2 separate regions of the Mus musculus genome follow, and region 2 is linked to region 1. The links are chromatin contacts, found by Hi-C in ENCODE. All regions are on one chromosome and are shown on one strand. The core of a region is the stretch at or near the end of the contact, and the rest is flanking DNA. Distances in the headings are between cores, read along the strand shown. Region 1 overlaps Pde4d (phosphodiesterase 4D, cAMP specific). Region 2 overlaps Pde4d (phosphodiesterase 4D, cAMP specific).

Evidence for each region. Hi-C counts contacts between places; a loop is a spot of excess contacts on that map.
Region 2: a map of T-helper 17 cell shows a loop between it and region 1 (2.8-fold over the local background). The contact joins two enhancer-like sites. A Hi-C loop is called at or near these places in 1 of 37 maps with a recorded cell type or tissue (T-helper 17 cell).

What each region holds. Positions count from the first base shown.
Region 1 is chr13:109,566,108-109,572,767 of GRCm38, reverse strand. The region is part of intron 3 of Pde4d (phosphodiesterase 4D, cAMP specific); the gene reads right to left. Among named protein-coding and RNA genes, the nearest start is that of Gm32703, 130 kb to the right of the region's middle. Within about 2 kb of position 3,124, at least 1 of the 3 ENCODE cell types and tissues checked has a DNase peak (open chromatin) inside an H3K27ac peak, as active enhancers do.
Region 2 is chr13:109,729,603-109,736,172 of GRCm38, reverse strand. All of the region lies in intron 3 of Pde4d (phosphodiesterase 4D, cAMP specific), which reads right to left. Among named protein-coding and RNA genes, the nearest start is that of Mir1904, 170 kb to the left of the region's middle. Within about 2 kb of position 3,598, at least 1 of the 3 ENCODE cell types and tissues checked has a DNase peak (open chromatin) inside an H3K27ac peak, as active enhancers do.

The DNA.
Region 1 (6,660 bases), core at 1,875-4,374:
TCTTCTTCTTCTTCTTCTTCTTCTTCTTCTAAATGTATTTTTATTTCTATTCATTTTTCTGGATATATGAGCAAATGTTGATAATATTTAATTAGTTTAGTCTAGGTAAAATAAAACATTGGAAATATTTAATGGATATATTATAGGGATCTTTAAAGTAATGTCCCCTACCAGGTGCTATATACTCATAAATTCATTGTTGTAATTAGAATCATTAGAAATAAATCATGCATACTATATGTGATCTTTTGTGGTTGGGTTACCTCACTCAGGATGATATCCATCCATTTGCTAAAGAATTTCATAAATTCATTATTTTTAATAGCTGAGTAGTACTCCATTGTGTAAATGTACCACATTTTCTGTATCCATTCCTCTGTTGAGGGGCATCTGGGTTCTTTCCAGCTTCTGGCTCTTATAAATAAGGCTGCTATGAACATAGTGGAGCATGTGTCCTTATTACAGGTTGGATCGTCTTCTGGGTATATGCCCAGGAGTGGTATAGCTGGGTTCTCAGTTAGTACTATGTCCAATTTTCTGAGGAACAGCCAAACTTATTTCCAGAGTGGTTATACCAGCTTGCAATCCCACCAGCAATGGAGGAGTGTTTCTGTTTCTCTACAACCTCGCCAGCGTCTGCTGTCCTCTGAGTTTTTGATCTTAGCCATTCTGACTGGTGTGAGGTCATCTTCTTTACTTAATGGAAGAGAGCCATTTTTTTTTCCTGTCATGACCACTCCTTTGTTGATGAGCTATGTCTGTGTTAGTTACTAGATAATGTAATATAAGCCACTGAGATTTAGTTTTTCTGTTAAATTTGCTGAGTGAATCTCAAATGTAGGTAGGAGAGAGTATAAAGGCTAGGAGGAAATGTCAATTAAGATTAGATCTGTCATGTGTAACACAGAATGCTATTAACTACCTTAAATATTTAACAACAGAAGCTGGCTCTAAACCTTTAAACAGCTTTTGAAAAATTTAAGCATCTTTCCTGATTACTATTAGACAAGTGGTAAGTTACATGTTCATGGACAGTCACTGCAATCATATGTATAGCTAAAATGTCCACTGAGCGTTTGCTTGGAGTTGTCAGATGTCATATTAAGGCTTTTTCACATAATCGATTCTCCCAGTTGGAGGTTTGCTCAGGTGTTGCCTTCTCCCAAGGTATAAAGACTCCACAAGGAGAAGACAGCTTCAGTGTCTGCCACAGCATCACGCTGCTGCACTCAGTGCCAGGCTTATCTTTGTACAGATCTAAATAGTAAAGACTGATCTAACCTTCAGAGAACTGTTCCTTAATCTGAGACCTTAGAGCCCTGTGGTTGGCTAGAGAGAGATTTTACTTTTTGTTCTGGGCCACATGGCCTAATTGAAACTCTTTGTATTTGAAACCCTTATTTTACCACTTGGTGTTTTTTTAATTTCTTTATTTCTTATCTTTTAAAAGACAGGGCCTCATGTAGCTCAAGCTGGCTTTAAAGTCACTTGCTTTGTGACCAGTAATAACTTTGAAGCTCCATATTTGGGCTCCATGTCTCCTCTTTCCAAGCACCGAGATCTGAGACATGTACTAGCACATCTAGTAGATGCAGATTTCCAGAGGTTTCGCCACCTTGGAAACACATCTCTGGAATGATTCCTGCTTGTTGGTTTCTCTTAAAGGATCAGAACTAAACTCTGTGTGTGATGTGAGTCTTGCGGGTCAGAGAGAGAGAAAGAATCAGCTTCAATCTCTCGGTCATAGTGGAGAAAGTGGCTCATGGTAGTGTCAACACATTCTTGATTCAGATTGTGGCCTTGAACTCTTGGTTATTTTCATTAGCAAATGTTGGGTTTTGACTGCTGCTTTTCACTGCCCCTTCCAAGGCCTCGTTCTCTGTTTGTCCCATGGATGAATGAGCGACCATTGAGAAAAATTGCTTCCTTGGTTTTCTTCCTTTGTGAAGTTCAACCAGTTACACACATAGCCACCTAGATTATCCAACCAACCAAACAAGTCACCATTATATGGTTATACACTAAGAGACCCTACAATTACCTTTCCCACATGAAAGTACGTAATTTTTATGGTATTTTCATACAGGTGATGTTATGAGTGAGTTTTTGAATGAAGAATCAGTTTAGACAAGTGATGTAACTGATAGAGAAAACACAAACTGGGCGCTGAGAACATGATTTTGTTTCCAGATGGGACTGGTGCACAAACCCTTAATCCCTGGAACTTGGAAGTCAGAGACAGGAAGATGATAAGTTCAAGTCCTGCCTGGGTAACTGAGTGTCTTTTGACAAGGATGAGCAATTCAGTGAAATCGTGTCTCAAAGGAAAAAGTAGAAAGTTAAAAAAAAAAAAAAGCCTTGAATTACAGTCTGTAAGAAGGGGATATATCTCACTGGTAGAAGGCTTCTCTAACATTTCCAGGACCCTATACTTAACCTCTAAGTACCTCCCCAAATATAAATATAATCATATATATATTCATACAAATTATTTATATATTTATATTTATACAGGAATATGTACATTTATATACATATGTGCACATATATTTTATATACATATATTTATATATCTTCTTATGTACACATATGCATGCATATATGTACACATTCATATATACATATGTACACACACATATGGCTTACTAACATCAAGTATTGAGTACATATGGATATATAAGTTGATAACAGATCAGGAAGTAAACAACTCTATATTTAAAAAAGGACAAATTCCAATGCACACGTTCTTGAGTTCACTCTGTCGTAGCCTTCTTGGATAAACAAGAACACAATCAGGGGAAGAGTGAGTGGTGGTCAGAGACAATTCAAGGAGAGGGCAAGTGACTGACAGCAGCATTTATATAAATGGCACTGTTGGCCTGGCGATGAGAAGACAGGGTGATTTAATGACCATTCTGGAGACGTTTTTTTGCAAAGAATAATGATGTCTCCTGACTTCTGTCTTCTTCCAGGAAAGATTTTTCTAAATTGCAATTAAAATAAAAGAAGCAGATGGGATACATGTAGCAGCCAAAGATGCCTGAGAGGGGAGGGCAAATATGAAAAGTACTGGGAGCTCAAAAGTACTGGGGATACCCTCAAAATCTGCTCAACAGCGACCCTCTGAACACTTCCTGCTAGGGAGCACCACACAGGGCCAGCCCAGGCTAAGGAGAGTGGACCGACACACATGAATTATACGTGGTTAGAACCTATCATTGGCCACAATTGTACACTATTGGCTATCAATCCTTTTAATTATTATTATTTTAAAATTATTATTTTCCCTTACAAAAAGAGGCACAAAAGGAGAATGAAAAGGCTGTTATTCTCACTAAGTGTACAGCATTTTGGGGGGAGTATACAGTGCTTCAGTACGTAAATAAATTTTCAGTCATCGTGAAAGTCTGTAGTTTATGATTCAGACACAGAGCGTGACAAGGGTTCGGGGGACCATCAACATTATCCCCGAAGTAATCTCATTCCATTTGCACAGACATCCTCACACTCTGTCGTGCCAAGCACAGAACAGAATCTCTGAGCTGAAACTGATCACGTGACTTCTGGACGATGAATGACAATTTGATCAATTTTCGTAGAGCCGACACAAAGATGCCCGACAGCACACGCCATTCGCCAATCATACGCCATGTTTCCTTTACAGCACATGTCTGCACATTTTACTTAATGTGTTCTCTATTACTTCTCTAAAAGAAATGGCAGAATTCCTGGACTGCTTGTTCTACTTAGGAAAAAAACATGTCCTGTGTTGTTCTCCTTTCAAATACAGGAAAATCAATGGTGTAATTGCACGGAAAGAGAAAGGGCAAGGGCGTCTGAATTACCAGTGCCGTTCCCGTTATGAACAGCAGGGTCCTATATCTAGAATGTATTTAACATGATTATTTTGCTATCACAGACAGTATTAAACCCCAAGAGAACAGATGGTACGAGAGTATTTTAAATCATTCAGTGACGTGTGCTTTCTAAAGCACAAATGTAGATTAGCACAGTAGATACATTCAGTATTTGACCTTTGCTTGTATTTTCTCACTACATATTCTAAAGCAATTATCCTGCTCAACTAAGGAGTATAGTTTTTTTTTTTTTTTTCCTCCTGACATTTTGGATACAACTATATAGAAGGCAAGAAATAGGAAAGAAAAAGACACCCGACTGAGTTTGTATAAAGAAAACACAAGAGCAAAAGAAAACAGTTAAACATTGTTGAGTGGTAGAGCAGGGCAGTAACTTTTTTCTTTATTGACAAGAATAAAGGCTAAAGTATTGGCACCAAGGAGCAAAATGGCTAAACCCACTCTCTACTGACTTTCTGGTGTGATCCCCTCTTCATAGGAAGCATCTACTATAGCAAGTGCCACACTGCTCGGAAGCTCATAATAGCCAAGGGACATTGTCTTTTACCATTCATGTATAATATTTATTTTTTTGCAATAGAATGAGATAAATAATTTGATCCTTTGGAAAGTTTGGTGGTTTTTTTCAATTTTATTTTTATCATATATTAATTATACATATTAGTGGGGTAGGATGTGGCATTTCAACACATATGCACAGTAAATAGTAGTCAACTCCAGCCTATCAGATGCAAGCTCACATCCTGGGGGTGGGGTGGCGGGTGGGGCAGTCTTCATTTGCATGATCAGTTCATTTCGATTGCTACAATGAAATAAACAAAGCTAGTTGCTTTTTAAAAGGGGGAAAGGATTGTGAGTTTTGGAGGTTCAATGTCACCTCCCCAGCACTGATAAGCATCTTATGTTGTCACAATGACATAAATGTGTAATGGGGAAAATCATAACATGAGACAACAGGGCAGAGAACAAAGAGGGACATTCTAGACCAGCACTGATTCCTTTAAAGCATAAATTCTTGACCTTTCTGATACTGTGACCATTTAATACAATGCTGTGGCAACCACCCACACTCACAAAATTATTTCCTTGCTACTTCATAACTGTAACTTTGCTAATTATTAATCCTTTTTTTCCAGTTTTATTTATTTATTTACTTGCACTCCAGATTTTACTTCCTTCCCAGTCCACCCTCAGACTGTTCCACATCCCATACCTCCTCCCCAAGCCCTTCTCTCCACGAGGATGTCCCCACCCCCTACCCCACATGACCTCTGAACTCCCTAGGGCCTCTAGTCTCTTGAGGGTTAGGTACATCATCTCTGAATGAACACAGACCTGGTAGTCCTCTGCCATATATGTGTTGGGGCCTCATATCAGATGGTGTATGCTGCTGGTTTGGTGGTCCGGTGCTTGATAGATCTCAGGGGTCTAGATTAATTGAGACTGCTGGTCCTCCTACAGAGTCATCCTCCTCCTCAGCTTCTTTCTGCCTTTCCCTAATTCAACCACAGGGGTCAGCACCTTCTGTCCATTGGTTGGGTGCAAAAATCTGCATCTGACTCAGCTGCTTGTTGGGTCTTTCGGGGTACAGTCATGATAGGTCCTTTTTGTGAGCACTGCCTCCATAGCCTCAGTAATACTGTCAGGCTAATTATTAATCCTAATGCAACTATTTTTGGAGGTAGAGGTTTGCCCAAGGAGTTGCAACCCATAGGTTGAGAACCACTGTTTTAGGTTGAGAACCACCCCAATGAGGAAACAACTTTTTTCTGGTCCCCATCTGTCTGGGATGCAGTGTTGCCGACAGTACAGAGCTCCCAGCATATGCAGCTCTGCATGTCCAGTTTGGATGAACAGGAAATGATGGGAAACAAGTGGGTGGATGAAACAAATATAGAGTGGGCTGGGTAACATGGCTCCTGTCACTTACAGACTCCCAGGACCGTGTTCCTTCTGTCACAGAGATTCATGCACACCCAACATATTCTTAATTATTCCATTTGATATGATATTTAATGAATGTAGAAAATGTCACATATGAGTTAAATTTGATTTCTTTTGAATATTTATAGACTCTAAGACATGAGATTTCCCCACCACAATACAAAGAGTAGACCACTTTCTGGGCATAGATATGTCCCAGTATGACAAGACCCACATATTCTGAACATCATTACTTCTTTCCTGGCTTTATCATCATTTGACGTGAATACATGTCAAGTCAAATTAAAATTGGCTTGAATTTGAGGTGGGAATTAAGTAAATTTTCTATTGCCTGGTCTGATTCTTATCATAATATTAGCATTGTGGATAGAATGAAATGCAGCTATCACACCCACCAGTGACCTAAAGTTAACTTGAATATCAGTTGTCCTAGAATTATCTGATTTATTGAGCATCAATATGCATGCACCATATTATTAAAAATCAGTATTTATTCATTAATATAGACCTGCATTTAAATGCTAAAACAGCTTAAGTTAGTGAAAGATAAAATACTCGAAGGAACATTTTTTCATATATGTAAGAAATACATTGGGTTTAATCTCAGGAAATACTTTTCTAAAGGCACTGAGGTAGATTGTTGATATGGTTTTAGTGTGACATGTCAAAAGGCTCTGATGACAGTTTATGTAATCACATTGATTCCCATCCAGATTGAACTGCTTGAACATACATCCTGTTGTAATTTGTCTGTAGTTGTATAGGCAATCAGTTACTTAATGAGAATTTAAAATGATTGTCCACATGGCCTTAGTATTAGCAATTGATGTAGTCAAAC
Region 2 (6,570 bases), core at 2,349-4,848, 160 kb before region 1:
TCAAGGCCAGCCTGGTCTACAAAGTGAGTTCCAGGACAGCCAGGGCTAATCAGAGAAACCCTGTCTCGAAAAACCAAACTGAAAAACAAAAAAGAAAAACAAAACAAACAAACAAATAAAAAACCTTAAAGGTTCAAGTGACCTTCCAGCCTCAGTCCCTGGAGTAGCTGGGACTAAAGGCACACACCATGCACACATGGTGAAGAGTTTGCCCTAGGACCAGGCTGGGGAGGAGAGGCTGAGATCAGTAACTGATATTCTATTGGGCCTTTACTTTAAAATTACTCAGGAAGACATCACTGATCCTCCACAGTACATCACTCAATGTCCGTTATACTAAGCAAAGCACCATTGATATCAGTGGTAGGCTGGGAAAGCCTTTTACATTTGGGGAATGCAAGTTTTCTCAGACTAGAGTGATTTGGGAGGTAGGCATTTAGTCTGAGGTTCCATCAGCATCCAGCTTTCCAGTATAGTAAGTGCTTCTTTAACCAACATTCATCATCAAGCAAAAGCTAGAGTACTGAAAACACTTAGCTCAAAGTATTACCAAATATCAACAGTGGTGAATAACATTATAGAAAGGTTTTATATAATGAAGAATTTAGTGAACAAGCTTGCATAGTTCTTTGTTCTTAGATTAATAGTGTGTGGGGGGGGGCACAGATATATGAAGCATAACATTTCTCAATGAGGCAGTAAAAAATCTACAAAGGAACAAAGGCCAAATGAATAGCACTAGTTATGAATAGTCCCCAAACAATAAAGCATAGTGCTGTATGAACTGGGAAATCAGATATGCCAAGAGACAACAGATATAAAGGAAGCTTAGTGCAAGGAAGGAGTAGAGAGCCCAGGCATAGCTGAAGATGCTCAAAGGGGAGCAACAGAAGCAAGCTTGGCAAAGGGTTGTAGTGAATGTATTTGAACAGGACACAGAGATAGACTGCATTCATGGGCTGGCACTAAAAAGCCATGGGGACATTAAAAAAAAAAAAGTGGCAACATTGTATGGTACAGCCAACAGGTAGGCTGGGAGTGTGAATAGAAACCAGGCCAAGGCGTGCCCACGTCAGATCGCTATAAAGAGATGTGTGGAAAGATACATGGCCATTTAGTAACCAATACCCAGGTCTGAGATGTGGTAAATCTCATTACATTCATGTGGCTTCATTTGTAAAAATAAAGGTGTTCTTTCTGCGACTGTGGAGAAAGTAGAATAGCCACGAAATAGAAAATAAATCGAGAACCAAAGGAAGAGGGGGGAGCCCCTCCCAAATAAAAGGCTTCTTAACTAAACCCTTCAACTATGAGAAGGAGGGGCACACCTTCAGAGAGGTCTTGTTCGGTAGAAACAACAAAAGTCAGTTCTTGCTTCACGCTGTGGGCTACAAATCAAGGAAACGTGAGACTACCTATTATGGGCTTAGCTTTCTGAAAATTAGCTTCATTTAAACTGAGAGCTATTTTATGCTGAAAACAGAAATGACTTGAGATGAGCTGCTCGGTTTTGAAACATGGTTTCATCCACAGTCCTTGGTATTAATAAACACACACACACACACACACACACAGAGAGAGAGAGAGAGAGAGAGAGAGAGAGAGAGAGAGAGAGAGAGAGAGATGGGGGGTGCGTCAAGGAGACAAGGAGTGGTGAGTTTCCTAAGCATCCTCTGGTTCACACAGAGGCCTGCTGAATTCCCACCAGACTCACAGCCAGTCAGGTGAAGCCCAAGACACAATATAATCTGAAGCTTGGGAACGTGGCAAAAGAATCGAGGGGGCAAAGTATCCGATCATAATAACGACATTGACAATGATGATAAGTTTTGGGGGGGTGCTTTGTGTGCCCCACATTCTGCTTTCTGCATATCACATCCTCACTAATGGAAGGGGCCACCACAGTTCCCTAGTTTTTATTTAACCAAAGGCAACCCTGTGATCTAGAAAAGTGCCTCTACATTAAATAATGTGTTGGGAGCTACTCTTCACAGGTATCTGTTTTAAACCCAAACTGTCTGACTCTAGAGCCTGGGAGAACTAACACTGTACTTATGTTTGTATTTCAATGTCTCCTATGATGGTAAGAAAACAGAAGAGCTCTTAGCATCCTTACTGGGACAGACCTTTCAGTGTTAACTCTTTGAAAGCCATATCCTGGGCAACTCATGGGTCGCACACGCCAAAGGTCATTCTGCAACTTAACATTTTGCAATTTGCTAAACCTTCATTCAAAAAAAAACTTGAATACACCAGCAGGGTGTAATGCAGATTCTTCGACAGCCCATTTGGGAGATTTCTTTGCAGGATCGGAGGATTCTCTTGGGATTAAGGGAGTGTCTGGAAGTCTGTGAGGGGAATTAGCTCATGGACAACAGTGAGATACTATAATGCCCCGTGTATTCTCCCCTCCCTCCCCCAACAGCACAGGCATTCACACGTCTTACAAGAGCTGGCTTTCACCAACAGACAGTTGTAGGAAAGTGATGGTACAACTATATTGGTCCCTTGGAGGGACCAGTAAGAGTCAGGACCTGTTGGCCTGATGCATTCAGAGATCTCGAAGGCTATGTGTGGCTGGCAATCTTTTTCTATGGAGCCTTCTTTCCTCAAGAGACAGACAGAAATCAGAAAAGCTGGACAACCAACAGGACTGCGCCCAGATCTCCCCATTGGTCCATTTTAGTGCAATCAATGGATAATAGTAATGGAGTCTTATCTACCTCCGATCCAGAAGCCGTAACTGCCCATGCCTCCTGTCTACTCACCTTGTAACTGTTTGCTAAGGGTCGTTTCTCACCATTTTTTTTTCCCTGAAGGTAGATGCTGATATTCTGGTGGGAATATTTTGATTCTCAACTATCATGTGGGTCTCTCCCTGAGCCTGCTTTGTTCCTGAGTGAATTCTTCATTTCATTTCCTCTAGCCCTTAGGATCGTATACGCAATGCCAACTGCAGGGTTGTGAGGTGAGACCCAATAAGGACTACAGTGGCTAATCTCCTAAGAATCCTTATCAACATGAGTCCCCTGGACTAAGCATTCTGTTTAGAGGCTTCCTGGGAAAGGCCTGGCTGAATGCTCAGGGGAACCCTAGGACCCTTAAGTAAAGCCAGAACGAAGCAGCTGTATACTGCTTCTGAAGGTGTGTGCTCAGGATCAGGGTGTGTTCACAACACAGGCTTTGTGGTCCACGTTTAAGGTGAAGGGATTCTAAGAGGGCTTAAGTTAGAAAAAACAGGGTTAAACTTTGAGCCATGGTTCTGTTCCTTATTAGTTAGCTAAATCATTTACCTGCTAAAGTCCCACTTCCTGATGAAGAAACACAGGTAGTTCTGAGGCCATTATGAGGATTAGAAGAGAATATGGTTAGAAAGCATTTATCTCATTGCCTGGTAGTTAGTGTATGCCCAGGATAGCCAGCGGCCAATGTTTTAGTTTTGTTAATCTTTATCTTCCACTGAGATCATCCACCAAGATCATTGTCTCTATGTGAGTCACTCTGTGTGTCTAAACACAACACTTTGGTGAAGAATCTAAATGGAGACATGAGGGAGGAAGGGACATATGGGACAGATCAGGGGAGTGTGCCCTGGCCATCAATGAGGTGTCAGATGCTGGCCCAGTTTGTTCTTACAGCTTCAGCTGTTTTGAGGGCATCTACCCTCCTCCATGATACTGGTGTGGTAGCATCCTGGCAGAAGGGTAGAGACTCACCAAGGGGAAAGAACACTTCCCTGGTAGGAAATACAGAAGGCATAGAGGTCCCCAGAATTGCTCAGGCTGTAGCTGAATATAGTGGGTAGAAACAATGTGTCAGTCTTTCATCTCCAGATGTAGTGTGCGCCTAGAGGCAATTACATTATTATGGAGATTTTTTTGTTTGGTTTTATTTTTGTTTAACTGCCCCAAGAGTACAGCATCCCTGGCTGTTGGCTATCCAATGGGTCTACTTGGTGTCTAGCCACTGGGGAGGAGAAGGATGCCCACACTCATTCATGTATAAGGATGTCTGGATGATGATTAAGAATTCCTCTCTATATCAAGTATTTCACTCATTGGTATCAGTCCCCTATGATTATAAAATGTGTTTCTTATGAGCACTAGTGATATGGGACCACTCAACAGTTTTCTGCAAGCCAGATAGCAATTCTGCAATAAAGAAAACACTTCACAAAATTAACTATTTTGATATTTTTACAGAGTCTATAGAAAACTGCATACAGTGATATGCACATATGATGCTTTCTCAACCAAAAACTGAACATCACATGTAAACAGGATACTCAGGATATTTTATTACCTTGCTAGATTAAATGTTACTCTGGCTGTTTGTGTGCATTTTTATGTATATTTCCATAAAGGGTAGGCATGCAACCACAAAGAAAGAACAACTGTATCAACCAACCAGACCACTATCCCCCTCCCCAGAGCTCCCAGGGCCAACCAAAGAGCACACATGGAGAGACCCACGGCTCCAGCTGCATATACAGCAGATGATGGCCTTGTCAGGAATCAATGGGAGAAGAGGCTCAATGCCCCAGTATAGGGAAATACCAGGGCAGGGAGGCAGGAGTGGGTGGGTGGGTGGGGGAACACCCTTATAGAGGTAAGGGGAGAGAAGATGGGGTAATGGGTTTCAGGGGGAGGGGTAGACTGGGAAAGGGAATAACATTTGAAATGTAAATAGATAAAATATTCAATTAAAAAAAAAGACAACCGCAGTATTGTCTACAAAATGTCACAGTAGGTAAAGCACTTGTTATTCTGAACTTGTTGCCCTCTGAGTTTTACCCCCATAACCTACATAAAGGTGAAATGAGAAAACTGGCACCACAGATCTGTCCTATACATGTGCACACATGCACACAAGTGAGCATGCACCCAAATACACACACACACACACACACACACACACACACAGAGAGAGAGAGAGAGAGAGAGAGAAAGAGCACATGAACTAAATTTTATTACTCTTTCACACATGGTTTTCATGAGCAAAAGCCTGGCATTGACAGTATATACTTATTTATAGTAAAATATTGGACAGTTTACTAGTAAAAGTATCAGGAAATCTCAGGAAACAATAGTCATTTATGGCTTGTCAGTGACAAGTGACAGTCTCAAGTAACACAGGACAATAAGGGGATGTAAGATGAAGTTGATGCCTGGAGTTTCATATAGTGGAGTTTGATATAAGAGAAAAAAAGCTGGACTGGCCTTGTGCATTTTGGTCAAATAATACAGACAGACTCCATTTTTCTTATGAGACACTTATTAGACCAGTGTGGTGGATCAAATATTTAATCCTGGAAGCTGTTGTTTATAATATGACTGTGCTTGAAAACAAGGGCTCCACAGAGATGACAACAGTTGAGGGAGTTTGCAAGGAGAGAGTCTTAATCGAAGAAGGCTCCGAAGAGTTGTCCTCTGAACTCCACACGTGTGCTATGGCATGGGTTCGCCCACACTCACAGTAAGTCACACACATATACAGCAATATTTTAAGTCTGTTTTAGCTATTCGTGGTCTTTTGTGGTTCTATATGAATTTTCAGAGTTGCTAGTAGACTTGCTTTTCTACTTCATTGAAAAATGTTGGAATTTAGGTGGGCATTGCAGAAACGTTGCTGGTTATTATGAGCAGTAGAGACAGGTCCCACAATTTTAGTCTTTTAATGCATGAACATGCATAAGAAAGGATGAGAATAGAAACAGGAACAGACAAGTGAATTAGGTCAAACTAAGAAGATTCTGCACAGGAAAGAACAAACCAAAAAACACGGGAAAAAAAAAAGCAACCTACAGGTGGATGGAACCATTTTTAAACCTTTTTCTTCTTCTTCTTCTTCTTCTTTTTTTTTTTTTTTTTTTTTTTGTTCTTTTGAAACAGGGTTTCTCTGTGTAGCCCTGGCTGTCCTAGATACTCACTTTGTAGACCAGGCTGGCCTGAAACTCATGTAGATGTGCCCACCTCTGACTCCCAAGTGCTGAGACTAAAGGCGCATGCCATCGTGCCCAGCTCAAACCACATTTTTAATAAAGGGTTACTGTCCATAACATATAAAGGACAGAGTTCTCTAGACTGACTTATTGGGGGGGGGGCTGTCAGAAAGAGCCCTGTGAGGATCGCTGACTCAGTTTCCCTTCCCTTGTTCTGGTTCTATCAGGCTTTTTTTTTTTTAAACCACATTTCCCAAACACAGTTTTCCAACTCCACAGGCAAAGAAGAGGCAGAGAACAACCATTTCTGTTCTTTTTTTCTTTTCTTTTTAATACAGAACAAACTAAAATTGTTTTAAGAAGCTTGCACTGGGAGACATATTTTTGTGCTGTGCCCCCGCGTCCTCCCACTCCCTCACACTTATTCTCCAAGTTGCAGACAGAATAATCATGCTAAGATGATAATCAGGTCCTGGCAAAGTCCCTGCTCACCAGTCCCCATGTCCTCATGATGGCCACAGGCCTTTGGGGATCTGGGTCCCCGAAGTTTCTCTAATGACATCTTACTTTCATCTTGGGTCACTTAGCGCCTTTCTTTCCATTGAAATGTGCACATGTTCTTGTTTAGG